Regions from separate parts of the Mus musculus genome. Here all the other regions are linked to region 1. A link is a loop called in an ENCODE intact Hi-C map of the cell type or tissue named here. Cell type or tissue: left cerebral cortex. All regions are shown on one strand.

Evidence for each region. Peaks named below come from ENCODE experiments on the same cell type or tissue, not always from the same donor. Only the 100,000 strongest peaks of a DNase experiment are listed, where the experiment ranks them.
Region 2: a loop joins it to region 1, with 2.6 times the contacts of the local background. A loop is called at or near these places in 2 of 42 quality-filtered maps.
Region 3: it touches region 1 in a loop (2.0-fold over the local background); 3 of 42 quality-filtered maps call a loop at or near these places.
Region 4: a loop joins it to region 1, with 5 times the contacts of the local background. A loop is called at or near these places in 13 of 42 quality-filtered maps.
Region 5: a loop joins it to region 1, with 2.1 times the contacts of the local background. A loop is called at or near these places in 2 of 42 quality-filtered maps.
Region 6: a loop joins it to region 1, with 2.0 times the contacts of the local background. A loop is called at or near these places in 3 of 42 quality-filtered maps.

Annotation. Positions count from the first base shown.
Region 1 is chr3:69,479,256-69,484,255 of GRCm38, reverse strand. The region is part of intron 1 of Ppm1l (protein phosphatase 1 (formerly 2C)-like); the gene reads right to left. Among named protein-coding and RNA genes, the nearest start is that of Gm52607, 20 kb to the right of the region's middle. In left cerebral cortex, a CTCF peak has its summit at 2,196 (motif pointing right); DNase peaks (open chromatin) are centred at 2,206 and 4,108; H3K27ac peaks cover 229 bases.
Region 2 is chr3:69,122,990-69,127,989 of GRCm38, reverse strand. It overlaps Kpna4 (karyopherin (importin) alpha 4), which reads left to right and starts at 898. Exons shown (of 17, transcript NM_008467.4): 1 at 898-1,258. The coding sequence starts at 1,190. In left cerebral cortex, a CTCF peak has its summit at 2,044; DNase peaks (open chromatin) are centred at 856, 1,366 and 1,874; H3K4me3 peaks cover 3,059 bases; H3K27ac peaks cover 2,009 bases.
Region 3 is chr3:69,392,583-69,397,582 of GRCm38, reverse strand. All of the region lies in intron 1 of Ppm1l (protein phosphatase 1 (formerly 2C)-like), which reads right to left. Among named protein-coding and RNA genes, the nearest start is that of Gm52607, 67 kb to the left of the region's middle. In left cerebral cortex, a CTCF peak has its summit at 2,337 (motif pointing left); a DNase peak (open chromatin) is centred at 4,324; H3K27ac peaks cover 363 bases.
Region 4 is chr3:69,315,032-69,320,031 of GRCm38, reverse strand. Ppm1l (protein phosphatase 1 (formerly 2C)-like) reads right to left here and starts at 3,114. Exons shown (of 4, transcript NM_178726.3): 1 at 2,067-3,114. The coding sequence starts at 2,465. It also overlaps the pseudogene Gm17214. In left cerebral cortex, no CTCF peak of the experiment used is centred here; DNase peaks (open chromatin) are centred at 2,487, 2,715, 3,310, 3,507 and 2 more places; H3K4me3 peaks cover 4,405 bases; H3K27ac peaks cover 1,748 bases.
Region 5 is chr3:69,420,670-69,425,669 of GRCm38, reverse strand. The region is part of intron 1 of Ppm1l (protein phosphatase 1 (formerly 2C)-like); the gene reads right to left. Among named protein-coding and RNA genes, the nearest start is that of Gm52607, 39 kb to the left of the region's middle. In left cerebral cortex, no CTCF peak of the experiment used is centred here; DNase peaks (open chromatin) are centred at 2,169 and 2,754.
Region 6 is chr3:69,367,688-69,372,687 of GRCm38, reverse strand. All of the region lies in intron 1 of Ppm1l (protein phosphatase 1 (formerly 2C)-like), which reads right to left. Among named protein-coding and RNA genes, the nearest start is that of Ppm1l, 53 kb to the right of the region's middle. In left cerebral cortex, a CTCF peak has its summit at 3,123 (motif pointing left); DNase peaks (open chromatin) are centred at 4,037 and 4,615; H3K4me3 peaks cover 704 bases; H3K27ac peaks cover 1,316 bases.

The sequences.
Region 1 (5,000 bases):
ACAACCAAGGAACCTAATAGCCTAGGGTAGCCTTCGGCTTGCCTAGAGAGCCAGGCTGTGCCAAGAACTTAGGACAGGCAGTGGGGTAGGAGGGGTAAGAGGTAACAGCCAGCTATGTCAGCGTGATTTTTAAAGTGTGGGAAAACTGGAGCCATGAGAACACAGAATTGGTAATTTCACAGGTAGAGAAATCAAACACATAAACATTGGACAAATCTGAAATATTCTAGTTTTAAACCGCTCATTTGCAATGACAACAGACGCAGGCTAAAATGAACGTTTCTCTACTGCAAAATGTGCGAGCGCTCCCCGCTGTGGGATAGGAAAGTGGCATTTTCAATTGAGCAGGACAGAGGTCTAACGGGCTCCCCTCTCCAAACCCCCACACCTCACTAGCCTCTCATGCAGGTCTTGTTGAATGAAGGAAGTTCCCCATCACAGAGAATTTGAGAAAGACATATAGACTCATATCTAGAATGGGCTAATATTTCCCACTGTGAGAATCTCAGTTCCCAAGAGGAAGTCCAGTGGGAACATTTACAGTGGCCAGAGTCCATCCACCTACCAGCCCTCCTTGGAGGAGAGCTGGGAAAACTGGAAGCAACTTCACTTACCCTCCTGGGTGGGCCAGCCGCGCTCCTAACCAGCCGGCTAGTGTACTGAGTTCTTGCTGTGTCATGGGCTCGACGCTCGGTGCTCTAGAGACTACCTCATTAAACTTTCACTACAACCCTGCCAGACACGTACGCTCACTGGTGTGCCCTCGAACACTCTAGCAACAATCTAGACCACCATCATAAATATTTTGCGTAGGCAAAACTTCAGAAGTCACACGCTAAAAAAACGTAGACACACCGAACACGTGCATTAAGACTCTTTTTATTTGTTAGAGACCAATCAAAGAAGACTCCGAGTTTCTTTGGCATTCAAGACAAAAGAAATAAAAGCTAGCATCTGTACAAATCACAGTATCATTAAATTATAGGAGGACAAAAACAATGCCCATGGCAGACATTATTTATCAGTTAAAGAACATGACACGTGGACCACTCAACAAATGACTTCATTTCCAGGACAGATTGTTCACCCATATCGAAGAAGAATGAGCACTGGACAGCTATTAACAAGCTAACATGAGAACTCTGAAATATTTCCTTCAAGTGCAGAAAACTAAGTTTTATACACAGATATCACATTTTAAAAAAACACAGTATTTTAAGGTCTTCTTCTAAAGAACTAGATAAATTTTCAAGGTCTTTTCTAGTTCTTCAGTTAAAAAGAACATCAAGTTTGGATATGTGTGGAAGTCCTGCAATATTTTCCAAATGGTGTCTATAAACAGTAGCTTTACTGCATGCTACCCCATTGTACATAAGCTATCAGGCCAAGAAGAATTCTGTATTAGTTTATCATTTGTGATAAAAATGAATTTTGATGGAAGGAAAATGTATGCTTCCTTGGTTTAAGAAACCGAGCACCTCTTGGTAATGTAAAGCCAGAGGGACAGTTAAGAAGGGCAGAAGACTGCAAAGTGAAATGCAAAGAACCAGGAATTTTGAATGCATATACATATTCTATCAATACTAAGAATTTCCCTTCAGTTTCACGTGCTCTAAGAAAATCTATCCAAATGGGTTGAGAAAACCGGTAACTTTGTCACTCTGTTTCTAAGGGACATGAATGGGTCATGAACATAAGGGAGCTCTATAAAAATCTAACTGGTATTTATATGCTTTTCCTCTAACCTAAATATTTGTTATTTAGGAACAAGACTGTGCCTGTGTCTTTCCTGGTCCTTTAGCAGTCTGTAAAGTGTTAGGCATTAAGTACAGGAACAACGTTTTCTGGATAAACAGATCAAAACTCAATTTAAACGGATCAAAAGTGTATCAAGAACAATAAAGATTTCAATATCCAGAATTTCAATCAGTTCACCATTAATCACATAAATAGTAAACAATGAACAGCAGTATCTAATAAGATCTATGTTACTGGGAAAATTGATGTTTTTAAACATTGTTCGTGATTCACCAGCTCCCTAAAATATTAAGAAACACAAAAAATGCAATTACCAGGAAGCTTTGCCTTAGAACGCATCTGAAATATGCCAGGACACAGGAAAGACTCCTATATTCATGAGCAGAAATAATCTTCCAAATGGTTTGCTTTGAGAGTGTGCCTGGAGTAAGCCTTTTATCCAGCAGATGGCGCTGAAGAATCAAGCAAAATGTCTACCATCTGAACTCCCCAGGATGGAGCCTGAAAGCTCCTGATGGTGGTCCTTTTGTTGACTAAACCAACAACTGGCACCATAGTGAACTATGACAAGCAGGGGACTGGCTGAACTGGGTTATAAAAAGCAAGCCTTATAATTCATTCACATGTTCACTTAGTATTTCTTGAATGCGTATGATGTTCCAAGGGTGGTACTGAATACAGAGAACTAAAGAAGAGTTCTTGCCATCAAAGAACTTGCGATTTAAGAAAGCAAATAACCTGAAAACAGATAAACACAAGCAAGTGTAATCAATTATCTAATTGAGAAGCTTGAAAGACACTTGCCTAGTAGGATATTTGAGCCAGCTCTTGAGGAATGGAAGGAGTTTTCTGGTAGAACCAGTGCTGTGGCCTAGATTCTAGGGTTTCCCCAAATGCCCCATGGGTTGCAGGCTTGGCTCTCAGTTGGATGTGGGTGGGTCACAGGGATGCCGGCTTCCTCAGTGTTTGATGCATGTAAAGGGATGAGCCTCTGCCCATGAGCACCAGAGGAAGGCTCTGTAAGGTGGACCTTGCTCCTTTATCTCTTGCTCTTGGCTTCCTATCCACAAGGAAAAAAAAAAAGGAGCCCTTTTACTGGTTGCTCTGGGTGCCACAATATTCTGTCACATTGCAGGTCCAAAGTGATAGAACCAGTTGACCAAGGACTGAGAACCCTGGAACCTCAGCCAGGATCTTTGTCTCAATACTCCTCCAGCCCCAAATCAGGTACTTTGTCAATGTTACAAAAACGCTAACTACTGTAATTGGGGAGTATCGCCCAAGACAGAATTCATACGGGCACAGAGCTGAAGTGGGGTTATAGACAGGGGTGTCACAGGGCCTCAGTCAAGCGGATGTGGGCATTTGGAGGGAGAAGAAACTGCGAAAGAAACAGAATCCGAGGAACTAACCTCAGGTGGGAACCAGGGGAAAATGTTCAGGAATTTTAACAAGGATAATTATTAGTAACAGCTGCTATTTATAGAAACTTTCAATATGCAAAGTGCTAGACTTAAATGTCCTATCTTCTTCCAAGTCCTAGAAATACATACTAGTTTCCATGCCCACTTTTCAGAGCCTGGCCTGCTATGTACGTTCTTCAGTTCCTTCCTTGCATATACTCAAAGAACAAGTCTCTCCCCACCATCCTCCTTCTTTTAAACATCTTAGAAGGAAGCTCGGCAAGCTATCAGCAGGCATCACTCCATTCCTAAACAAACCATGGAGCCCTGAACGCAGAGAGCTGGCTTCCAAGTCGCATTGCAATTGGCCAGTTCTGTGGCGGACGCCCTTGAACATAATCCTCAATTAGAAGGCCCTTGGTCTCTTCAAGTTCAACAGTTCAGTGAGCTGCTGGCCTAACAGTGGAGGAAGAAGATCTTCAAAGCCCCCCTCCAACTTAGGATCTATTATATGAAATATCCTTTCTTCTGCCATACCCAACAATAGAGGTGCTGGAAGCAATGCCAGGCGGGTTATAGACAATGTGTAGAACCTACATGATCTGGAGACTCTAGGCTGTAGCCAGAAGGCTGACAGACACATTGCAGAGGAAAATACTGTCCTGGTGTGACTGCGTTGCTTCTGTCATATTAAGTGGTAATCCTTAATATGACAGAATTCAAGTTATACTATATGAGCCTAACAAACAGAAGGCACACTGACTATCCAGAAGGCTAAAAATATGCCTCTAAATAGAAGTTTCTCTAAAGCGTCTACATTCGCTGTGCTGATGTTGCAGCTATCAATGGGCAGTATGAAGCCACTACTGAATTAACAGAGCCGGTGAAAAAGTCTCATGGCTACAAACTCCTGCTGTCACATGAGTGGCAATGAGCCAACCCACTGATTAAGTAACAGAGCTGCTCTCTCAGAGCCTTAACTGAGGCAGCAGAGATGACAGCCAGTGTGACTGAGTCACAGCATCAGACTGACTACCCTGGCAATGAGCAGCCAGAGCAGAAAAAAACACCAACTTCTTATAGGGGATTCCTGGGGGGAAAAAAAATCTTAACATACTTTATACTTTACAGCAAGCACTGATGTCACTCTGGGAAAAAAAAAAGATTCACAGAAACCGTGTACTCTGAACTTCATAGAGACCAGACCCATGGGAAGCAATGCTGAGCAACAGTCTAAATATTAAAATAACCTTAGAAAGTACCCCAAAGTTGGAGTATCATAGTTCCGACTGGCTGGTAACCATGAATAATGGGTGGCACTTTGGGGCACAAAACACTTGGGACTGGGAGTTTTTAAATGGTAGAAAGTGCAGGAATGATGGAACTAGACTAGGCTCTCTGCTCCCACTGCATCAGAGAAGGTTCTGCATTCTTCACGTCACTAGATGTCGTGGGTGACAATGAGAAGGACTTGAGTTGGAAAGGACTATAAAGTGAATTTATGTTATTTACTAGATCTTTAGAAACATTTTACTAAAAACTTATTTTAAACCTGGAGTTCTCTTTGAATTCCAAGAGACTGTATAAATAAATTCTCAGGGAATTAGTTCAAGCAGAAACTTGCCGGCTACTACTGGAGGCGAAATAAAACAATATAAATATTTTAATCAACATGATAAGAATGTTCCTAAGAATTAACATTGACTTGAAGCCAGGCACTAAATCAAGACCGTGTGTGTGTGTGTGTGTGTGTGTGTCCTCTAAAGTCAGAAGAGAGGCAATGAAGGATTCAGCTCAAGGGAGTGAGGTCTTGCTTAGTGAGCACAAGCACCTAGGCTC
Region 2 (5,000 bases), 360 kb after region 1:
AAGTGGCTTTGGACTCTTGCTCTGGCTGGCCTTGCTCTTGGGCTACTTTAACAGCTCCTCCTCTTGCCCAGTAGCTACGATTACAAACCGAGTCACCGGCCCGGAGCGATTCTGAAAAATTTGAGAGGCTCTTTTGTACCTGTTTTACATCCGCCTTTGGTTACAATGTTCCTGGTTAAGAGGTTTCTTTGGGATTAACTTCCTTTATCAAGAGTCACAATGTTGCATTTGCTATGTCATGGCTCATAGTCGTCATTCTCTATAAATTAATACTTTGTGATCAAGCAGTTTAATTTCCCAAGAGAAACTGCTCAAAATGGGGGTATTAGGGAAGGACCAATTTTTCTCAAGTTTCTACCTGTTGCGAACCTTCTACCTTCCTTTTCCTACCGGGTCCCTCTAGCTTTCCCTTCAGTTTTCAGAATGCACATCACCGTAGTCAGTCCTAGCCACGATGCCGGGTCCTAGGTTGGTTCGCAGTTCCCAGAACAGGACTCAGGGTTTAGGACTTCACATGTAGCTTAGACACACCTCTTTGCCTTCCAAAGTGAATGAAGCGCTCAAGTAACACCGGGGGAGAAAAGAACGAAGTTCAGAACCCCAACATCTAAAGCCACCCCGGGAATCATCCCACCATAACCAGGACCACTACACCCTGCCCATCCCCGCCCGCTCCCGGATCTGCTGCTCTTCGGCTGCCTCGGGTTTCTCCCTCCGCGCGTGACCCCTCCCCTCCCAAGCTCCTGCGCCCCGTCCCTTTCCTGCCCCAGACTCTCCCTTCCCCTTTCCTTTCGCTCTTCCGTCCCCCGCTCTCCATCGTCCCTTTTGATTGGCTAAGCACTCCGGAGCCCGGCCGGCCAATCGGCGGACCGGGTTGGCGGCGATGGGCGTGGCCGTAAAGCCGGGCCCTCAGATCGAGGCTGCCTCCCCCTCTCAGCCGGCAGCACATTCCGCCGCCGTTGCCGCCGCCGCCGCTGGCCCCGCAGTCGTCTTCGCCAGAGCTGCTGTGGTACCCGAGCTCAGGGCAGGAGAGGCCAGCCAGGAAGCGGAGGCCCGGCGGGCGAGAGGAAGCGAGCGGACGGGCGGGCGACGCAGGCGGCGGCCGGCTTCCTGGGAGCGTCTGTGCGGCGCGGTGGTTGGGGCGGATCCCGCGGGGCCCGGGCGGGTGGGGAGAGTCGCCGGCCCGGCCATGGCGGACAACGAGAAATTGGACAACCAACGGCTCAAGAATTTTAAGAACAAAGGCCGTGACTTGGAGGTACAGTGGGGTCCGCGGCCTCCGGCCCCCGGCGGGACGCGGGGTGCGTACGGAGTCGGGCGGGCGCGGCGGCCGGCATGGCGCTGGGCGGGCGGGCGAGCGGCCGTGACGCGGGCGCCGCGCCGGGAAGTTTGTGCCGGGCCTGCTCCGCCTCCGCCGGCGACAGCGCCGGGGCCCGCCGGGTGCGGCCTAGGCCTGTCCTGTCGAGCCGGCCAGACACGGGTGAGGGCGGCGGGCATATCAGCCGCGGCGGAGGCCCCGCAGCGGCGGAAGCTCAGGCTCTGCTCGAGCCCCCGACGCCAAGCGTCGCGGGTGGAGGGCGATGGGGGAGCGAGCGGCGACCTCGGAACTTCTCCGGGCCCGAGACGCCTCCACATGCAGGTTTTCCTAATCGCCCCGACTCTGGTTTTACTTCAATGTCCAAACTACAGGAGTCAACTTCTCCGCTGGAGAAAAAGAAAGAAAGAAAGAAAGAAAGAAAGAAAAAAAAGCCACCCCCGCCGCGAGAGGCGGTCCTGGTGATGCTAAGCAGTGCCTTCCAGCGGCCTGGGTTTCAGTTTGGTCCTAGCTGATTCAAAGATGTGGCTCACGATGTGTCCCTTTCCAGTCAAAAGATCACCTGCCTCCACCGCCTTATTTGAGCTTGTCCACAGATCTTTTTACTCCTCTCTGAGAAGAGACCACCAGTTTGCATTCTTACATAGAAAAGTCCAAAGGGTTATACAAAGCTGTCATCCCCTAGTCTTCTCGGTATCCTTTCTCTCCACCTCCTGGTGGTGGTGGCAGTGAGGAATCCGGTAGGCTATGGACTGACACCATCACGTATTATTTTAAAGGGGGGAAGAAGGCTTCGTTGTCATAGACACAGTTGCTTCCAAGGTTCGATGTATTAAGCACACAGTTTCTTTCCATTGTGACTTTTTTTTTTAATATAGGGAATTTAAAAAAAAAGTCAAGCTTTTAGCTTCTTATCCCCTTTTATGTTCTGGTAACTTCTTCAGACTGCTGTGGTCGGTTCCTGAATTTGAGCATTTTCGGGATAGAGATGGCAACTTTTGTTGACTTTTCCCAATGCCAGTCAGTCTTTTAATGTAGTTTATCCTCTTTTAGCTTATTGCAGTCGTTAGAAGAACTGTATGTCCCAGGGTGTGTGTTGCTATTTAGAGATTGTTTGAAAGTTAAGGATGCTTATCTTTGTGATCATTTTTTATAGTGGAAGAAATTTAAAAAAAAAAATTTTTTTTTAGATTTGTGTATAGGGGTGTTTTGTCTGGATGTGTGTGTATGTGCATCATGTGTGTGCCCTGTGGCCAGGGAGCCCATCCTTTGGAAGTGGAGTTGCTTCCAGCTGGGAGCTGCCATGTGAGTGCTTAGAACTGAACCATTTCTTCAGCTCCCAAATTTAATCTCTTTATTGGAGTAATTTACATGTAACAAAAGCCAACTTTTTAAATGTATAGTTCATAGTTGTCATTAAATTTACTTGTTGAAAAATACCTATTTATTTTTACTAATATGAATATCTAGAATGGGAAAAATCACAAGTTAGGGAATATAAATTTGATAAATACTCCAAAGTTAGAAATTTTAGAAAAACATCAGGTAACCAAACAATCTCTAATTTTTTTTTGCTACCAATTTTTAACAGGTTCCTTGAAATGTGATTCATATACTATATAATTCACCCATATAAAGTGGTTTGTAATGTGTTTAAATGGTTGCACAATCAGCACCTAAGTCAAATCTTAGAATATTTTCTACTCTTTGAAGAACTCCTGATATATGTCATTAGCAATGATTCTCTTTCTCAGCTACTCCAACCCAAAGCAATGTTTGTTTTGATTGCCTATTCTGAGTGCTTCATGTAAATGGAATGTACATTTTAGGATACTTTGTGGCTACCTGACTTGAAGATTCATCCATGCTGTAACAAGAACGTTTCTTTCTTAGGTCTGACTAATATTGTTGCATATAGTTATAGCACATTGTGTTTATGTGTTTATCTTCATAGAACCATGGTTAACCCTTGTTATCGGTCACATCTTATTGCTATAAGCATTTATGTACACATTCTTGTGTAACAGTCTTACTTCTTTTGGCTACAAACCTAGAATGCTAGGTAATACTGGAACTTTGCATCTAACTTTTTATAGGGTTGCCAGACTTACTTTCTCCCTTTCCACCCCTCTTGTTCTTTTCTTTTGGACAAGGTCTCATTATGTACTTGTAGCCTAGGAGAGCCTTGCACTCTCAACCTCTCTCCCTCATCCTCCTGAACACTATCTTTTACTGGCATTATCCCTGCTTCCCTCTCTCTAGTTGTGGGATTGCAAGCATGTGCCACCACCCTGTTTTAAGTTATCTTAAAAACAAAAAACAAACAAAAATGTAATTTACCCTTACTCTGTATTTCTTGCCACTATAGACTAATAAATTAATACTGAATCAACCTGGCTACTATGATAGGTGATTTTAAATTATCTATAAATGCATATTAGATGTATTTTGAGATCATATCTGTAGCCACTACTAATGACTGAATTCATGTAGGTGCATTGGAAATTAGAATATTTTAATTTTCTATCTATAAATATAACATGACTAAATAAAAATTATCTTATTTCTGTGACTTACTCAAGATCACATAAGTGGGTCTTGTTCAGTGGTAAATCATAGTATGTAGGATGCCTTGGGTTTGATCCCCAATACCACAAAAGAAAACAAAAGCTTCTAAAGATGATGAGTACTTGTAATAAGACAGAAGCATCTTGTATTACTTCTAGGCAGTCTATTTGTCACTTATATGCCTGAATCTTTCCAAAGCCTGTTAGTACATTTTCTTCCCCTTCAGATAGCTAACTGCATTGGGTTATGTATGTAATATGTATGTATACATATATGCATATACATTTTATATATATACACACACATTATATAACATGATATAGTTACTGCATTGTGTTACATATGTAATGTATGTGAAATGTAACAGATAATAAAATACTGCTTTTTTTGAGTCTTAATATTTACGTTTTGGAGGAGGCAGTTCTATTGCTGTACAGCGAGAGTTAGCCTAGTATATCCTAAAGGCCATTTTAACATTTAATCCAGCTTTAAAAATGAAATATTTCACATGACATGATTCCTTTCTTACTAACTTTTCAAAGTCCAGTTTGTATTTTACCATTAGGTTATTTCTCTGTTTAGCCCAGTTCTCTTCTAGGTGAGTAATGGTGTCGTGTGGATGGTCGCTACCTTATTAGACAGCAAATGTGTAAATATTACAGCTGCATGTAGAGTTAGGTAACTGTAACATGTGGGGAAGAGGTTGGTTAAAATGAGGACAAAATCTGCCAGTTTAATTTCATTTTACCTGATCTCTAACTTTGAGTATGACCTGGAAGAATCGTTTAAGTCTTAGGATTCTTTTCATCTACAAAGATGACAGTGCACAACATCTGCTTTATGAATGCTGTGGCCATTAGTAGGTTAGTGAGATGCCTGACAACTCAATATAATTTATCTTTTTTATTGGGGAGAGAGGACTCTTAATAGGATTCAGTATGATTGAATCTCTTGCTTCCGTATTTGCTGTTAGCTGTGTGTGTGGTTTTTCCTGTGTGTTTGTTTGTTTGTTTGTTTCTGTGTGTATATGTATAAAACTTTGCACATAAAAGAGTCAATGAATTGCCTATTAGAGGGCAATTGGGCACAATGATGTGACCGTTCTGAAGTCATAATT
Region 3 (5,000 bases), 87 kb after region 1:
AACACAAGATATATGAAGATATATATACTGCCAACGGAGTGATAGAATGTTCTTAAAATAGCAAAGACAGAGGTCAGTCAGTGCTCTCCAGAGGTTAGGGAGGGAGAAGGTAGGAGTCATCTGTAAGCAGAATGATTCTAAATCTTGACTATAGCAGTAGTCTGTGTGTACAGATGACTAAACTGCTTAAGAATACATACGTGCAATCTCAAAACGGGCTGTAGTTTGTGCTACTCTCCTGATCCTGTATGCTCATGAAAGATGGTTTCATCAAAAAAAAAAAAAAGAAAAAAAACAGGAGGCGCTCTTGGGATCTCTGTGTGTTATTGGTGTTAAATACATGTGAAGCTACAATTATACCAAAATGAATTTTCAAAAGTGTAATTCAGTGTAAGAACCTAAACAAATGGTTTCTGAATTGTTTTGTTTTTGTTATTTTAAATACAGGGGAATGTAGGCTTTCCCTACAGTGGGTTTTCTTTCCCTCTGTTTCCTGTAACTCTACACCTCTCCACCCTCCCTGCTATGATGCCCTGCCTCAGCAGACCCAGGGGCAAAGGACTGAGACAACCAGAGTCCTCTGAACTGTGAGCCAAAATAAAATCGTTCTCCAGGCCACCTGTTTATGGTAAGCATTGCGTCTCAAATTAAATCTTTATCTCTTTTAACAGGAAAGCATAATAGATGCTTTATAATTCTTCTAGAATGAAGGTAAAATATGAAACACCAAGAAAATGTTTAAGATGACCACAAATCCTTGAGGGAAGGTATCATATTAGGTTGGGTTTCCACAGGGTCATCTGCCTACACCAGGATGATATTAAATGGCTTTGTAGAAACTAATGGTTATCCACCAAAATCTGATTTTCTTCTCTTCTATAGAGGAGGCCATCTTTCCCAGCCTCTACTGCAGTCGTGTGGCTGAGCTGCAGCCAAGGGATGGCAGGATTACCTAACCAGACAGAGAGCAGTTTCTAGAGACCCTATGATACACTTTCTTTAGGTTATTTTGTTTTCTTTATCCTGAGCTCAGTGGAAAGGAGCTCTTGATGCCCTTACCCAACCCCGAGGAACGAGAATGGTTGCTGGAAAAAGGCCAGACATTTTCTTCAGTGGCAGAGCCACAGATGAGATGTGCATGCCCTGCAAACAACCCTCACATGCTCACATAAGCAACCTACTAAATCACTTGCTGAAGACAACCATAATGATGGTGATGATAATTTAGACATACACTAAAGTAGAGGAGGACTATTTAGGACTAGTTATGAGGAGCATGGGATCAGTGGGAGGTGACAGGACAGGGTAACATAGTGTAAATATGACCAGAATATATCATGTACAGATAATGTCATCATAAAATCCAATATTGTTTTAATTAATATATGCTAATAAAAACAGTCTCTACTGTGGTACAAAAGGAAATCAAAGACAGAAAGTAACACAACTTTTTTAAAAAATCCAAATTTTCTGCACTTAATAGCAACAGTCACAATTTTACAGACGTCCTGGAAGAGGCCTGCTGCTGTGCTTTGCCTATTTTTATATTCTTAGCAGTCCTGCATGTAAATGTGATCCTCTAAAAAGGAGATGAAGAAGCCAATGCTAAGACAGAACAGAGCTAAGGACCTGGGGGAACATCACACTCAACTCCTTCCTAACTTCCCTGTGCCTCAACAGTCTCAAGAGGTCTGTAGACTAAAGTTCTATGGGTAATTCTCTCAGAATTGTTATTTTAGTTATGTGCACGTGACTAAGAGTGTGTGCACATGACTGCAGTACCTGCCCAGGCTGGAGAATTGGGGTCTCCTGGAGCCAAAGTCGCAGGAGGTTGTGAGCTGCCCAGGGTGGGTGATGGGAGCTGAACTTGCATTCTATGCAAAGGCAGCTCAACCAAGCATCTCTGTAATCCCCTTACCTGTAAGTTCTCCAGGATTCTACTACTCTAAGTCTCAAAGTTCACTGACATGAAAAGAACAAACCTATTATAAGTTCTACCCACGTACTCAAAGCATAACTGAGCAGTGCACAATACTCTCCTGTCACCAAAGATTAAGGGCAGAAGAAGCATTTGGAACCAGGCTCTTCTGGCCCTGAAGCTTGTACTATGCATGTTTTGTTTCCCTATATACACGACCCCTACTGCACACTGAATATGCTACTGCTAATCCAGGCAGTGCTGCTTAGAACTTAGAGGTTCTGGCGCTTGGGGAGATGGCTCAGCAGTTGGGAGCACTTGTTCATTCCCAGAACTTTCATTGGATGGATCCCAATCTCCTGTTGTGATGCCACAACTCCAGCTTGAGGGGATCCAGCGCCCTCTTCTGGACTCCAGGGGCACCAGCGCACAAGTAGCATACACTCAGATGTGCACACATAGGTAAAGTAAGAATAAATCCTTCTTGGAAGGTCTAAATCATATCGAGAACTCATTTAGAAATACCATTTTGATAACTTTATAAGATAGGAGATAGACATTTGAAACAAATTAATAATATAGTGCCAGATATCTGGAGAAATTCTTTGCAGTCTGACTTTCTAAAAGTATGCAGCAAGACAAAAACTATTCAGAAGGAAATCAGAAATGAGAGCAGAGGGATCCAGATGTTGCTGGTGCTGAGTTGGGTGTCTTTTGTCTCTAAAGGAGTCAGACAGGTAAGGATTTAAGCAAAGAGGGAGAACATACATAGCTTTTATAGCTAACTGGTAAGTTAGAACTAGGCCACGTCTCATTTCTGTCCCAACGTGCTTAATTTAGAACTCAACTTTAAAACAATCCTCCACAGGCCAGGTCTGGCCCTTCCAGTTGGCACCTGGACATCAAGCTTTTGTGACAATCTGGAACAAATGAAAATAGCTTTGGGTATTCAAACTCACTCGGTAAAAGAAAGGTCATCTTTGAATTAATGCATTGGGGAACTGAAGAAAACTCCAGTCTGAGAAGAGGAAAGGAGAGAGAAATTGAGGAATGGGTATCAGCAGTGAGCTGCTCTCCAGAGCAGGGGACAGAGCCTGCATGAGCTCACTATCCCCTTACCATGCTTCCAAAGGCTCTTGGGTACCAAGCTATGAGCTGTTTCCGCTCTAACTAAACTGCAAATCCATTAAATTGTCTACTTATTCTTTGTTCAAGAACCTTCGCTGCTAATCCATTGACCACAGAAAAACAAATCGGAATGTCCTTGTTTAGTGTAATTTGACTGTCAACTTGGCATGATCTAGAATCACCTTGGGGACAAAGCTCCATCATGCTTATGAGGAGTTTCCTAGACTGGGTTAAGCTGGGGTAGCATGACCCACTCTAAACGAGAGCACCACTGTTTGCTGGGCAGAGCTCCTGGGCTGAATAAACAGGAGACAGCTGGCTGAAGGCCACCATTTATCACTCTCTGCTTCCAGACTACAGGTGGCACATGACTGCTTCTGCTGACACCAGACTTCTCTCCCTTGATGGAAGTACCCTCCAACTGCAGCCAAAGCAAACCTTTCTTCCTCCGATTGCCTCTGTCAGGTTTTCTGTCACAGCAGAAAGAAAAGGAAAACACTGCAGCTGTGGCTTTATTTCCTATTTTTCCCTCCTCCTCCTCCTCCGCCTCCGCCTCCGCCTCCGCCTCCGCCTCCGCCTCCGCCTCCGCCTCCGCCTCCGCCTCCGCCTCCGCCTCCTCCTCCTCCTCCTCCGCCTCCTCCTCCTCCTCCTCCTCCTCCTCCTCCTCCTCTTCCTCCTCCTCCTCCTCCTCCTCCTCCTCTTCCTCCTCCTCCTCCTCCTCCTCCTCCTCCTCTTCCTCCTCCTCCTCTTCCTCCTCCTCCTCCTCCTCCTCCTCCTCTTCCTCCTCCTCCTCCTCCTCCTCCTCCGCCTCCGCCTCCGCCTCCGCCTCCATTAGAGTCAAAAGAGCTCATGGGAAAATGACACTTTGTCCTAGCCACCATTACTAATGCCACCAGCATCCCACCTTCCCATCCTCCCTAAGGCCTTCCGATCTTGGGACCAGCTAGAGACTCCACTTCTGCAAGAACTGGGTACAAGTATCTCAAGAAGCAAGGAATGCCTCCCTCTCTGAAGTCGCATGTCAGTTACACAGGATGCTAAGCCATGATGTTAGCTGTATCTTTCATCGCTGTCACAAATGTCCCTTGAAAGAGAGAGGCTTTAGTGCGGCTCATGGTTCAGGATAGATACACTTCATCCAGCTTTAAAAGTACGTTGGCTCCGGTGTGTCTGTACCATCACAACTGGGAAGGAAGCAGGGAGCTTAGCCAAACAGAGCTAGCCTCTAACTTGCAAGCCCTGCCCTTCGGCCTACTTCTCCCAGCTCAGCCACATCCAGAAGGTTCCTGGGCCTGCCAAAATACCTCCACCATCTGGAGACAACGTGATCGGTCACATGTGTGCTGGATATTTTGCACTGAGACCTTAACCACCTTTCATTCTAACTCTCGTACTAAATTCATTTCCATGTCTCTGCTGAAATGGACGAGTTCTCCAGAGCAAGGACCTCCACAGTCTTTACCCAAGTGCACGAAAAAAAAACACACATGACCTGACAAATTCATGTTATGAGCTTCAGCTAACAGGACTTAAAAGCTCTCCCATGAAGATGCTGACTAAATGGCTGTGTCTACGCCAACAGGAGGTGGTATACATCCACAAAGAATCTGAGCATTGTATTAATATATAAGACAAGAGCCTCTTTAATCTCATTAATCAAAATACAACAAGAGGGGGCCGGGTGTGTTTGCAGCCAGGCAACTGTAACGACTGATGCAGAAACCAGGAACAATACGTTGAATAGCAGCGAGATCTCCTTGCTTGACGCCACATGAAATGTGGCAGGGTGCAGCGCTGGGGAAGGAAAGGATTTCCAGAAAGCCCATTCAAAGACAAATCAATGTTTGGGCAGAAATTATTTTCCTGCTGTTATAAAAATACTAATCAATGTTCCTCTCAATGCTGTCACTCTGCCCCGAGAATACAAAGTCGAGCTTTGCAGGCAAACACCATT
Region 4 (5,000 bases), 160 kb after region 1:
AAATAAATGCAGATAAAGTTTTTTAAATAATAACAATAATAAAAGCAAGAGAGAAGTCACCAGCAGTATCTGTTACAATCACCACCCCGATAGCTCATTTATAACACTCCTGGGTTTTCTTTCCTAAGGTAAAACAAAGGCAAGGAGACTAACCTGACCGCACCTGGTCAGAGGTGAAGCCAGTCACTCCATTTTTGTGAGAACTGATAATGTTAACTACTTTGCAAACAGCAAGTATTTAAACACTAGGCGCAGTAAAAGGCATTTCACGGTTTGTCTACCAGTGGTCACCTTTTCCTTTAGTACTTGTTTAGATGTGCATCGTGAAAGTGGGGTGCACCTAAAATACTTTGAACTAAATAAAGCATCCATCGCATCCTTTCCTGGGTGGCGTATTTGCTCAGACACTGCTAGAAACCTTTCAACTGAAACTTCTGTCTCTGAAGACAAATTTAATCATCCAATCACAAGTACAATATGTCACATTAGACACCACCGCCAGGTGTTCTTTCTACCACACTGATAAGTCATCAAAACTTCTAAAGTGCTTTCAAACCCCAGAATCAGATTATCAGCAACTGTTCTACTGCAGACTTATAATAAATATAAGTTTCTTAAATTATTTACAGGGGAGAGACTCGAAGCTTGCTTCACCCCCACTGAGTCAGTCCAGGCACATAAAACAACATTATGACTCCATCACTAAACAGCTACCCTTGGTTGTTGGTATCTTTTTGCTCACTAGGCTGTGTCTCCTATCTCAACTAACCTCCTGTCTTTCAGCTACCCTGTGGCCAATGGGAGGAGAACTCCGAACTGCCCCAAAACTACAAAAGTATGATGAATGAGAAACTTTCATTCTGAAGGTCATACTATAAACAGGCAAAGGGGGTGGGAAAAAATGTTTGTTTAAATACTAATTCCAGTCTTATCACCTAAATGCTCCAAATGTTTGGTGTTCTCTACAAAGTTAACAGGGAGGCACTGTAACCTGGGCAACATTTGCAAACGGTGAGTGGAGAGTGGAGAGCGCCTATAAGATAACCAACTGAAAGCTTCCTCAGACCAAAAACAAGCAACGGTGCCCTGGGGCCCACCGGGAGGAGGAAGACGGATAAGAATGCAAGGAAAGGGGAAGAGGAAGACAGGACAACCAACCCGGGAAAGGAATGCCGCCAAGAAAGAGGTGGGGAAGCCTGAAGCAATGTAAGTTACAAGTGTCCAGCTGAGGCAGATGTCAGAACTTGCTACGGAGCCACATTTTAACACGCCCTACGTCTGGGCACAGGGCCAAGGGCAGGACCTCCAGGAAACCTGAGACTCCACACGCCCAGAGTGTCCAATGTCACAGAAATATGCCAGAAAGACCTATAGCAGGCTTTAGTCTATTTCCTGCTCCCAGATCAACCCCAAGCAAAGGCTTATAGAAAGAAGAGGACATCAGCATCCCCAAGCTGGCCACTGCATAGAGGTCAGGTGTGCCTAACGCCGGCTCTGAGCGCACTGCCACCTCTGCAAAGGCCAGGCAGCCAAAACCCACCACCAGCGAGGCACCCTGTCCCACGTCCTATGGCTCTAGCAAAGTTGGCAGAGTTGGGAAGAAGCGAAGCGTTGCAGCTGGGAGTCCTTCCCTAGCGCGAAGCGAATAGAAGTCGGAGCTTCCTTCACCTTCACCCAGTCTATCCAACTGGTGCAGGCTTCTTCTTTTAGGGGTACACGAAAGACACGACGTTCCTTAACTGCCTCAAACTCTAGAACCGGGACACTGAGGCCTGGTGACAAAGTTCACTGCATATACTATTCATTCTTCCCAGAAAACTAGCAGTTATTAACTGGCTTCTGACCTTGGGAACTTTATATTAAAATGGCACGGAATATCCAGTGTCTCTCGTGTCTCTCAGCTAAAGTGAACGCTCTCATACCCAAGATCTCCTTGGCAGGGTCTTGGGAACTTGACTCACCTTGTCATCACCAGGTCATTACCACGCCCCTCTCACCCCGATCCGACCCCGCCAAGCACGAGACGCCCGGTTATTTACACACACATAGACCCAGAGAACTCCTACCTCGCCGCCGTGCCCATCAAAGATTCCGAAGATGGACGGGTGCGTCTTGTTGGCTAGATCGGTGAGAACTTCGAAGCGATCTTCCATGTGGTCTCTCCGGCCCTGGATGGAGTACACCGCCACATTATGGCTCTTGAATTCCCAGGTCTTGGAAAACTCGGCCTCCAGCACATCAAGTCCTCCAAGACGATCGTTCTGCATAATCTCGGCCACCTTGCCCTTCACCATCTTCACCGCGTCCCGGCTAGACTTAACGATGGTCTTCACTTCGTCCGTGTGGAAGAAGTAACTCCAGAGAGCCAAGCTGATGCACAGCAGGAAAAGCGTCTCGGGTCTCAGTAAGAAGTAGCGCATGATGCGACCCAGCAGAGACAGCAAAGTCATTGTATCCTCTATCATTTATTATCCCTAGAGCCCGGACCAGCAGCAGCGACGCGTGCCCCGCAACTCGCGGGGTCCGAGTACTGCGGGCACTGCCCGCGGGGACCAAGGCGGAGAGGCAGCCCGGGCCGACAGGGTGAACGAACCCACGGCCGCTCGGAACAGTCGTCCAGAACGATGGCAGTTTCCCTTTTGTCTGGGCAGCCCGAAGGCCCGTGCCTGCCGCCTGCGCCGCCTTCCCTCCCCGCGCTCTTTGTGAGACCGCAGCGACGGCGGCGGCGGCGGCCGCCGCGGGTGCCCCGGGTGGGCGACAGGAATCAAGTTAAAGTTGCGCCGAGCCGGTCCGCAACGGTGAAGAGGATTTCGGGGTGCCGATGCCCGCGCGGTCCCTTTAGGGGTCCCCCCTCGCGGTTCCCGGGAGCGATCGGCAGGTGAGGAAGCGCAGGGCGCAAGAGCCCGGCGGCGAGGGTTGCACGTTCCCTCGATCGCCGCTGCAGGCGAGCTTGGGGGACGAGACAGCGGAGCGTTGCGATTTCGTCACACATCCAGGGGGGGTCCCCGAAACAATAAAAGTTTTGCCGGTGCCTGGGCAAAGGCAGGGGGACACCGAGCTGGGAAACGCAGCACGATGGGTGCGGAGCCGCCGGCAGGCTCTGCCTGCCTCTCCCCAGCACCTCTCAGCTCGGCTCGGCTCGGCTCGGCTCGACTCCGCTCGGCTGCTCCCGGCTCCGCTCGCGCTCGCCCCTCCCCTCCCCGCACACGCTCGCCCCGCCCCGCCCCGCCCCGGGAGTGGCGCTTCCAGATGCGTAACACTGTCACCCGGCTGGGGGCCCGAAGGAGCTCGCCGGGGCGGACGCACGTGGGCAGCAGGCGGGTCGGGGGAGAGCCGCGGGGGGTGAGCGGCAAATCCAGCCGCCCAGCTCTAGCCGATTGTCGATTCTGCCTTGGAGGCCGGCTCCCAGGGACAATGTGATAGTGACGTGAGGTCACTGAACGTCGGTTTCTTGGGCGGCACGGCTGCTCGCTGGGGAGCCGGGAGCTGTACCTGAGCCCTCCCCCCCTCCGGCACGCTACACAATGGTACGGTCCACGCCAGACTTTTCGTAGGGCTAGCGAGATGGGACACATTTCTCCTGTCTCAAAAATCGAAAGTGAGTGATTACTTTGGCCACCCGAGGCAGCTGCCACAGAGACCCGCCGGGATCTCCCAAGAGGCAGGACTTGGACTCGGACCGCAAGAGCTATGTCTCTCTGAAGGCAGAACCGGGGATCTCAGAACCGGAGGCTTGACGTGTAATGGCAAACGCCGGAGGACCAGGAAGGGCCGGCCTCTGAAGACTGGGACTGTGCTGGTGGCCACTCATCCATAAGGAACATGCTTGGAGTGTCCCTCAGCGAGCTACTCTGCCTATGGTTCAAGTTAGAAATCCTCTGGAGCCTTGAAAGTGACAACCACCTTCAGTCCTTGCCGAAGATGAGGGCAGGAGTTTGAGTAGGCAAAGGTGGACCTCAGCAGGATAACTTGAAGTTGGGGCAAGGACTGGTCGCCTAGAATATGAAGCAAGTAATCTTTAAAAGGAACTTCTCTTTCTCTCTACCTCTGTCCACGAAGGACGGTGCTGACCCACCGGACTGACGGTCAGGCATCCTGATAGTCTCCCAGCCAGTGTTCCCCCAAACACTTCTGCCTTCTTTTGATCCCAGTTCCGTCTTAAGATATAAAATATAATTACTGCAATAAAATATAACAAAATGTTCACAGTTGGCAACTAAAGTAACTTTAAACAATTTACATTTTGTCCAGATTTTTGTCTATTCTCCGTAACTGCTAAAGTTTCTACAAAAACCTGGACTTCCCTAACAACAACAACAGAAGAAACATGCTTAAGTATTTAAATAATATGACCCCAACAATATAAACATAAGTAGGAATGATGGGAAAGGAATATAAGCAACTGTTAAGAGTATATTTTTGAAAACTAGGATATGTCTTTAATTATGATTATGGCCATAGTTTTCGATATTGTCCACCTGATCGAGAAAATATGAAAATGGGTCATTTCATTCAACATTCAAGAGGTTCCAAAATCAGATAATAAAAGAAAACTCCTCTAAGAACTGTAGCTAGAGAGAATGTCTAGGTATTGTTAGGACAATTGTAATTATTTCTTACTGTAATAACTTAGCAGATTTGAGGTATATTAGTACTTTTGTCCATACAATTTTGTCTCCTCCAACAAACAGTTTGTAGATAAACTGATAAGGATTCCAGAAGTCTGACCTCTCTTGAAGTCACTAGTAGTAAAAGTCCCAGCCCAAAGGTCCTCTGCCTGGACTCCAAATGCTAGGATTAGTGAAGCTACACCTAGGTATGCGATTCGTTTCCCCAAAACTAAGCAAGCATGATTACTATAATGGCTTGATTCAATGAATTAAGAAGTAAACTTAGACATCTTTCAATTCTGTGATGTTATGCTGTGACATTTACATCCAAGTGATTCATCTGTGTAAAAATCAAAAATATTTTTTGAAGACCCTCTAGGCATTTCCCTA
Region 5 (5,000 bases), 59 kb after region 1:
TATTAATTCATGATTTGCCAAAGGCTAAAACCATGCTTCCACATTTAAGTGAAATGTTACAGAAGAGGAATTTAAATAATCTTCTATTAATTACTCTGTTTTTAAAAATTATATGTAAAGACCTCTCCTATGTAGGAAGCCTTCAGTAAGTACAATTATCAAATTCAGAATTGCTAATTACAATTATAATAAGGCTTCAGATTCAATGTTTTTAAAGCCTTCTGTACAAAAAGCAATGAATGACCATTAACGGCTGAAGTTCATTATTTACCACAGAGGCACAGTCATGTCCCCACCACTTCTGGGTCTTAGCTTACTGTGACACCTTCAATTCTTGATTTACTAGTGATTACTAGCCTTATAATTACCATCCCCCCCCCCCGAAGCAAGAGCTCTTAACATAATGACATATTTTGCAAATGTAAAAATAAAAACCATCTTCTATGCTCGACTTCTGTCTCGACTGTGAAATAAACAATCTTGTATGGTGGTGTTACATTCTTGGAGGCTGTTAGGGGTCAATCATTTCCTTCATTCTTTTGGAAGGAAGGAAGGAAGGAAGGGAGGGAGGGAGGGAGGGAGGGAGGGAGGGAGGGAGGGAGGGAGGATGAGTTTTCTAGACCAGAACAGGACCAGGAGGAGCAGCAGCTCCAGCTGCTGCTGTTGCTAGGACCAGAGCTGCTGCTGCTGCTGTTGCTAGGACCAGAGCTGCTGCTGCTGCTGTTGCTAGGACCAGAGCTGCTGCTGCTACAGCATCCCTTCCTGTTCCTAGAACTGCTGCTGCTGCCGCCACCTTCATCTTTGAGGTCTGCCTTACAAGATTTGGTATCATCTAGAAGGAGAGGCAGGAGGAAAAACTATTAGCCCTGTCCGAGAGGCAATCCTAAATTGTGCTGATACAGAACAGGGCATGAAGGAGGACTAAGTTAGCCACAGGTGGTTGAGAGCTTCCAGCAGTCAGGACAGCATGCGATTCCAACTACGCACGAGCCAAGCCCCTCCATGTCTGTGGTACACGTGGAGAATCCCAGGTTCTAGTCAACTACATTCTTCCAGAGTTGTCTTAGAACAAAATGTTTCCACAGTCAGTCATATTTACACTTATTCGAATGCTATTCACTTATTCTTATTAATTTTTGACACGGGATCTCACATATCCCCAGATGGCTTCACACTGGCTACATAGCAGAGGATGACCTTAAACTTCTGACTGCCCTGCTTCAGTCTTCTGATTTTAGGGTTATAGATGCATGCTACCACGCTAGCTTAACATCTTTCCTTTAAGTGCAGAAAATGATACCAATTTTCACACACACACACACACACACACACACACACACACAGAGAGAGAGAGACAGAGACAGAGACAGAACTATCAAAAAATGAAATTCTATTTAAATGACCCTAACACGGTTTCATCGAGGTCTGGTGTCTCTGAGATCACAGAGCATATAACCAATAGATCTTAAAACACAGGAGATCTGAGGACTTGAAAACAAAATTTGATGGGCTGGAGAGATGCTCATCGGTTAAGAGCACTAACTGCTCTTCCAGAGGTCCCGAGTTCAATTCCCAGCAACCACATGGTGGTTCACAACCATCTGTAACGGGATCTAATGCCCTCTTCTGGTGTGTCTAAAGACAACTACAGTGTACTCATATACATGAAAGAAAGAAAGAAAGAAAGAAAGAAAGAAAGAAAGAAAGAAAGAAAGAAAGAAAGAAAGAAAGAAAGAAAGAAAGAAAGAAGCAAAATTTGAGACTTGGATATGACACAGAACACCATATATACTGTTAAAAAGACAAGGCTTAAAAATGTTTAAAATGCACCCAACATACACTTCCTATCCTTAATCACTAAAAGCTTTTACAAATCAGGCTGAACAGACATGGAAACTCTCTTGTTTATAGTTACACTATTGTTACATTGTAATTCTATAGTTCTGCCTCTACCCTAGTGCTCCTGCTAATGCACTTAGTGATTTATGCTGAAGAAACAGCATCTCTGACCCACATACCACGGGTCTACATTTTACCAGCATGAGCTTGTTAAAGCCTCTCACACACTTTGTTCTATTTGATGAGGAAATCATGGGCATACACAGGTGGCCTGGAACAGCTGTGAAGGCGGCCCAGCACAAAGCCATCAAATTCCTTAAAATACAATCACTGCTGCTGGTGTTTGTAACTAGCTTGGGTTTGCAGGTGGCGTCCTGCTGCAATGTTAAAACGGACAGGCCTGGTAAAGAGTGAATAAAGCAACTGAGATCAAGCTCAGATTCCAAGTGTAAAGCCCTGTACGGCTTCTGATCAAATCACATGTCTACAACTAGTCAGATAAAAGACGTAAGGGCCAAGTACAGGGAGCAAGGCTATGGTGTTATAAACCTGGTGAGAAAGTGGGACCCCCACTTCATGAGACCTGTGTTTGTCTCCTGCTCTACAGGTGATTTCTCAGTGCTGTGTGCAAACTTCTCTTCTGGAAAGGCAAACGTCAACTGTCATATTGAGTATGTTCGATTCAAAGCACAGAAACCATGGTACTCCTGATGCAACATGACTAAAAAGCAAAAATCTCTGCTTTGAAATATTCAGCTAAGCTTTGTCCACTTTCCTAACAGTATCTCCACCAAAATAAAGTAAATCCCCGTTCTCCCAAATGTCATGTGAGGCCCTGAAGTCTCGTCTCAATCTCTAGGTTCCCTTAAGCACTGAAATCTTGGCAGGGGATCTTGAAGACAAGCCAAAGTCTTGAAAATTGCTACGGTTGTATCTGCTGCCAGACATCTCCCTTACCAGGGGATAAACATCTTTCCTCAATGCTGAGGCAGAGAAAAAAAAAAGTCTGGTCTCACACCCTTTGAAAGTATCAGATAGGAAGCATACTCACTGTCCTGGATAGTTTTGTGTCAACTTGACACTGAGCAGAGGGAACCTCAATCGAGAAAATGTCCTCATGATATCTGGTGGTAGGTAGGTGTGGTGGTTTGAATATGGTTGGCCCATGGGGAGTGGCATTATTAGGAGGTGTGGCCTTATTGAAGGATGTGTAGCCTTGTTAGAGGAAGTGTGTTACTGTGGAGGTGGGGCTTTGAGGTCTCACACACACACACACACACGGATGTCAAGAACGGGCAGTGTGATCCAGAGCCTCCTCCTGACTGCCTTTGGATCAAGATGGAGAACTCCTGCACCATGTCTGCCACATGCTGCCATGCTTCCCACCATGATGACAATGGATCAAACCTCTAAAACTATAAGCCAGCTCCACTCAAATGTTTGCCTTTGTAAGAGTTGCCTTGGTCATGGTATCTCTTCAAAGCAGTAAAACCCCAAGACAGCAGGCCTAGAGGGCATTTTCTTGATTAGTGATTGCTGACGGAGGGCACAACACAGTGTGGTTAGGACCTCTCCTAAACTGGTGGCCCTGGGTTATATACAAAAGCAGGCTGAGTAAGCCATGGGGAGCAAGCCAGTAAGCAGCACCCTCCATGGCCTCTGCATCAGCTCCTGCCTTCAGGTTCCTGCTCTGTTTGAGTTCCTGTCCTGATTTCCTTCAGAGATGAACCGTGATATGGAATAATAAGCTAAGTAAACCCTTTCTTCTCCAACTTGCTCTTTTGTGGTGTTTCATCATAACAGAAACCCTAACGAAGTCATTCACTTTGACACACATGGCCAGGCTACAGAGGGTTAAAATAGGGTGCCTCAAGTTCCTCAGATTGGACGCCTATAAATGTAACATTTATTCACCTGATGTGATGTCATCTCTGAGGCGTATTGTTTCTGTCTGCTAAACTAGGCCTGGACCTGGAAGCTTCTAGTCTCCATACAATTAGGCCTAGAGTGTTTTCTGCCTCTGAGACTTGCTGCTGAATAAGCTCACCCTTTCTAGTTCTTTCTGAACTCTGGCTGCCTGGCTGGTTTAACTCAGCTGTTCTGGCTCAAACTCCTCTCCAAGCTGACTGATTCAATCTGCCTTCTCTCAGTTTCTTACTAATTGCTTTGCTTGGTTTCATGCTAACTTTGGCAAAATGTCCTAATCTTCTGGCTCCTTCTCATTCTCTGGCTCGTTCTCTTTGCCTGTGTCTAGCTTGTTCTCTCTTTGCAAGCTGTTCTCTATCACTGTCCCAGTAAAGTGCCCCTTTCTCTCTGCCATGCCCTTTCTTCTCTTCTAGTGAGAGTTGGGCATATTCTGTCAAATCTTTCTCTGATTTGTAAATCTGTCTGCCACTCAACAATTAGACATCACTTTGAAACTCCAGTGCTTCTTTCTACAAACTAACTTTACCCTCATTGTTTGGGATTAAAGGTATATACTAATGGTGTGTCTGAATTCCAGAAAGAGGGATTAAAGGTGTGTGCTAAGAGCTGAGCCACACCACAACTAGACACAGGTTTCCCCAGTATACCATCTCGGGGTTCAGGGTGTCATCAAATATCCTGCAAGGGAAGCTATTCTTCAGTGCCACAGCTTAGGTCATACACCTAGCTGCCATGAAATGAGCTTGCTTCTTCATGGTCTGCTCACAGGCCAGCCTCCTCTTTTATCCTCTTTTACCGACCACCCCTTCCCCTCAATGAGCAAAATGTGATCCAGTATGAAGTCAAATGGTTTAGACCACTTAAGTTAAATTATTTATTTATATATATATATATATATATATATATATATATATATATATATATGTTACATATCTATATTTATATGACAAAATTTTCTTCTAGATTCAACTCATAGGGAAGAAAAATGGAAAAGAAAAAGTCAAGAAATAAGAAATGTCAAGAAAACCTATCTGGAGAGTAATAATCTTTTAGTAGCATTTTAACAGTACAGGAGAGAGAAAACCCAAATCAGCATTTAGGTATGTTACCCTTAAGTCTGAGATAAAAGGACAGAAATAAAAACGACTTAGCAAGTTCATCTGCCCTGATGCAAAGGCAGAAATATAGACCCAATTTTAGACCAAAATATCAGTTGAGAGTCTGACTTTAAAATT
Region 6 (5,000 bases), 110 kb after region 1:
ACAGTGGTATAGAAAGTAAAATAAAATACATAACAATAGGATAATTCTCTTTTCTGTTGTTTGTTTTTGTTTTCTTTATTTCCTTTGTCCATTAGTTGAGACAGGATGTCGCTGACACTGATCTCTGACTGGTGATCACTGCAACTGGAGGCACAGGCCACCATGCCCCCTCAAATTATTCTTTATAAAACTCTGTAAGGCTTTTGTACAGTGAGGGGAAGACAGGCTTTGCAGCCAGATGACATGGGTTCTGACCCTGCCCTTGTCTCTGAATCCTAAGACTCTGAGAAAAGGATGATATGAAACTATGTAGGTAATGTTATTTATTGCAACACTTCACTAATAAGAGCTCAATAAAGATCGCATTGCTATTAATAGAAGGAATATTGAATACGCATTTATCTTGTCATCTGCCAAGACTCTACTGGAATGCAATGAGATTCCAGAGAAACGCACAAATACAAAGAAAAGTCAGGAATAAACTTTTGGAGAGTGGAAGACATATGGAAGAGTCCTAAGTAAGCTGGCACTGCAGAGAAAGTGGATCTCAGGTCCAGTACCGGACTCAGAGCTGCACTGCTGCAATCTAAAGTTCCCCAGAGGGACCTACTCACGACTTACAGGGTTATTTCCAAGCATCCCCATCTCTAGAACGACACGGGGCAATTTTTAATTACATACAAAATTGCAATTCACTGCTTCTGCCAATGCAGCCAGGACCCTGTGGACAAGGGTTTCAGTGTGTTGGGTTTTCTCCTTTACATTTTTTATTTTCATTTATTTGTTTTTAGTTGTAGCAATAAATGAAAAATAAAATGATTCGGACTGGTTAGAAGCAGCAACAAAACAAATCAAAGGGTACAGCTTTCAGGAATAGCAACATGCCATTAAACCAACTAACACTGACAGGTAGGCTCTCAAAGAACAAGCCAGGTTCACCAAGACTTCCTACGGTTAAATTCCCTGGTTCAGATCTCAGTATCACCAACACTTACATACCAAGGGTTCAAAACTTAGAGAGGAACAAGGTACTGGCAATGTCACCTCTCACACAATACCTCAGCCCAATACCTGTGATACACTGTAATGGAATGATAATTTAATTCAATCAATGTGGGGAACAATTTAGTGATAGCTAGTTAAGCTTAAAGTATGCATATATTACTGGCTGATAACTTCATCCATACAAATATATCCCTAATATCTCTTTCATTTATACTCAAGAAGTCAATACAAAAACACTCGCAGCAACATCAGTGACAGCAACAAACAGGAAAACTACTGACACATCCATTATCAGAAAAACAGACTCAAAGTTTGGAGCTGAGACGAAGGATGGACCATCTAGAGACTGCCATACCCGGGGATCCATCCCATAATCAGCCTCCAAACGCTGACCCCATTGCATACACTAGCAAGATTTTGCTGAAAGGACCCAGATATGGCTGTCTCTTGTGAGACTATGCCGGGGCCTGGCAAACACAGAAGTGGATGCTCACAGGCAGCTATGGGATGGAATACAGGGCCCCCAATGGAGGAGCTAGAGAAAGTACCCAAGGAGCTGAAGGGATCTGCAACCCTATAGGTGGAACAACAATATGAACTAACCAGTACCCTCCCAGAGCTCGTGTCTCTAGCGGCATATGTATCAGAAGATGGCCTAGTCGGCCATCACTGGAAAGAGAGGCCCATAGGTCATGCAAACTTTATATGCCTCAGTACAAGGGAACGCCAGGGCCAAGAAGTGGGAGTGGGTGGGTAGGAAAGTTGGGGGGGAGGGGTATGGGGGACTTTTGGGATAGCATTGGAAATGTAAATGAAGAAAATACCTAATTAAAAAAATAAATAAATGAAAAAAAAGTCAGACTCATCCATTATGGTAAATCTAAGATAAAGACTTGATATCTGAAATTCGCTAGCTGTGTGTCATTTAATGTTAAAAGCATGAAAGAAAACAAAGATTATTTTGCAACCTTTATCTAAATACACGTGAAGTGTTGGTGAAGAACTCTGCCACATTATTAACGCAGAGCTTAAAACCCTACCTTTATCTAGGTGCCTACAACCAAGTACAGTAATGAACCCTATGTATACTGTATACTGTCCTAAATATACAAATTATGAAGAAGTTTAATTTATAAATTAGGATCAAAGATTGACAATAACTGAAGAGAATTTATAGAAATAATAAAACAGAATTGTTATTAAAATACCATAAAATTACTTCTAAATTTTAGATTGCTATTTCTGAAATTTTTCCACTTAACATTTCTCAAACCACAGTTGAAAACAGTTAAGTGAAATCTCAAATAAGAAGACACTATTTTATACTTTCACTGAAATCCTGACAAAGTGATGGTATGGGCTCACACCCATAATGCTATCTCAGAGAGGCTGAGGTAGGACAAAAGTCATATACGCATGTACAAGGCCATCTTGGGCCACATAACAATTCCCAGGCCAAACTAGGCATAGAATGAGACCCTGCCTTCAAAGGGAAAATAAATGAGCTAACAGAAAGACAAAAGTAGTATGTTTGTAGCCAGTGATGTTAATCTTGTAAATGTGTAGAATGGAACTCAACAACCACTCAAAAGGGCACCAAGGAGAAACTATATTTGATAATGGGCACCAAGACAGAAGGGAAGACAAAAGTTGGCTAAAAGGAGCTCAATACCTCAGGGAAGGCATTTCAGTTAACCAGGATTTCTCAACACTACATAGAGGCTTGCAAACAAGTCTACTGCCCCATCTGACTGATGTGCTAATTTTACATAAAACATGCCTGGGACTGTTCTTTTCATAGTTTACATGGTTTCATGTTCCATACTAACTCCTAAGATGCAGCTGTCTCTGCTCTAATCAAACCTTTGCTTCGTGTCCAACGCTGCTCTTGACATGTCCATACATCCTGCCAAACCCAGTGTCCTTCCTCCTCTTTGCTATCTTCCGAGCATCTGGCACTATTAAAGCTGACTCTCCCCTCTTTGAGAATCCCTGGCACCTACGTCTCTGCTCTTCCCATACTATGATTCCTTCAATCAAGAGCATGTACTGATTTTGCAAAGAACCCAAGTTTGGCCAACTATCTGTAAGGACAGCTCTAGAAGATATAGCGCCCTCTTCTGGCCTCTGTAGCCACCTGCTGTCACATGCACACACCCAATCACATAAGCAAAATTAAAATTTTTTTAAAAATTCTTTAAAGCCCTTTCTTTCCATCTGCTAACTGCAGGTCTACATATTATAGTAATGGGTAACTACACTCTATGTAATGTATTAACAGCTCCGCAATTCATTCTTGGGTCTCCACTTCTGTCTCTGTTTCTACCATCTACTCCAGGCTTCCATCAAGAAAAGATACTCACTGGTCACTATCTCTTCCATCAAAATATATCCACAAGAGAATTTCCATAAACCAACGAGCCTCAATCACATCCAACTCCCCTTAAAAGCTTCTCCCATCAGTGATAACACAGTTGTCTTAAAGTATTCAAGTAATTATGAGATCAAGAGATAAGAACCCAAAACTCATCATATACATATGTATGTATGTGTGTATACATATATATACATAGATAGATAGATAGATAGATAGATAGATAGATAGATAGATAGAGATATACATTTAAATTCTTTCTCTTACAATAAGCCTGTCGCCATTTTTCTATCAGATTACGGTCATTCTACATTGTACTCTATGCCAATATCACCAACAAGAACTTATAATCACTAGTAGCTATGCTGATTTTGCTGATAGCTATTCTAATCTAATATTATTAATTTTAAAAGACTCGGACATAATAGAATGGAGAGAAAAAGGAAGGAGAACTAGCTGTGGAATAACTACGTAGCCAAGGTCCTCACTGTAAGGGCAAAATAAGGTCAAAAGAAAGGCCAAGGCAGCTCTCAGATCGGATAACAGGGCCTCATGAATGGACAAAGCTGCCTTCCTGCTGCCCACTGATGCAGCAATACAGAGCCATGACATCACCTGTGATGCTCCCAGCCCCACCTCTCTTATCCCAAGCTCGAATTGGGGGGCTTGGGTTTTCCTCTAGACAGGAAAGAACTCTACCCTTGATATAAAATTAAAGAATTTGGGGACATTTTTAACTCAAACCAAAAATATCCCATCACTACACAGCCTGAATTTAGTCGGTCTAAAAAAAAAATTAGATTCCGTGACTTCAAGTCTCACATTTTAACTATATTTTCTCAGGCTATATTTATGTCTTCAAAAGAAAATGAGTTTTCTTTCACATTTCATTACATGATTTTTTTTTTCTCTCCCCAAAGAAAAACAGGGTGTAGTAAATAATCCTCACCCTTGTCACAAAGACCTCACCTTAACAGCCACCATCAAAATCGCTGCTGGTCACTGACACGCTCACGTCTGCACACGACCCATCTCCCATCGCCCAAGATTCCTGAGTCTTAAAACAAAAGACCCCAGAACTGGGACAGCAAAGGCAGGAGAGGCTTACAGCACAGACCAATCTGAGCTGCCAAGCAAGAAAGCAGAGTTGTTTAATGGAAATCTAGGTGTTACAGAACAATTCCATCTCTTCCTTGACTGAAGCGAAACGGGGAGCTCTATGCAAAGCAGAGGCTTTATATTCCGACAGCGTATTTTTGTGAGAACACAGAAAGCAGAGAAGGGATGTGGGGAAAATGATCTTGGTTACCTGAATGGTACGTATTTCAGTAAGATGTCTTATCCTTTTGGTTTGAGGCATCTGAGCCTGGGGAAAATGACTCAGCATTCTCATCCTGGTCTCTATCCACGGAATCGACAGAGTGCCCTTATTCAGAGCCCTGCCCTAGGCAACAGGTCAAACGCTCGGTTTGTTTTAGCAAATGATAACTTTCTCTTCATTTCTCCACCTCTCCCCTTCTCTTGAGCTCTGCTCGGGCTTCTGGGAAGAATTTCTCCCTGTGGGATGCCAGATATTTCGAGCCCATAAGAACAGTTATACCCTGCAAGAGTATCCACTGAG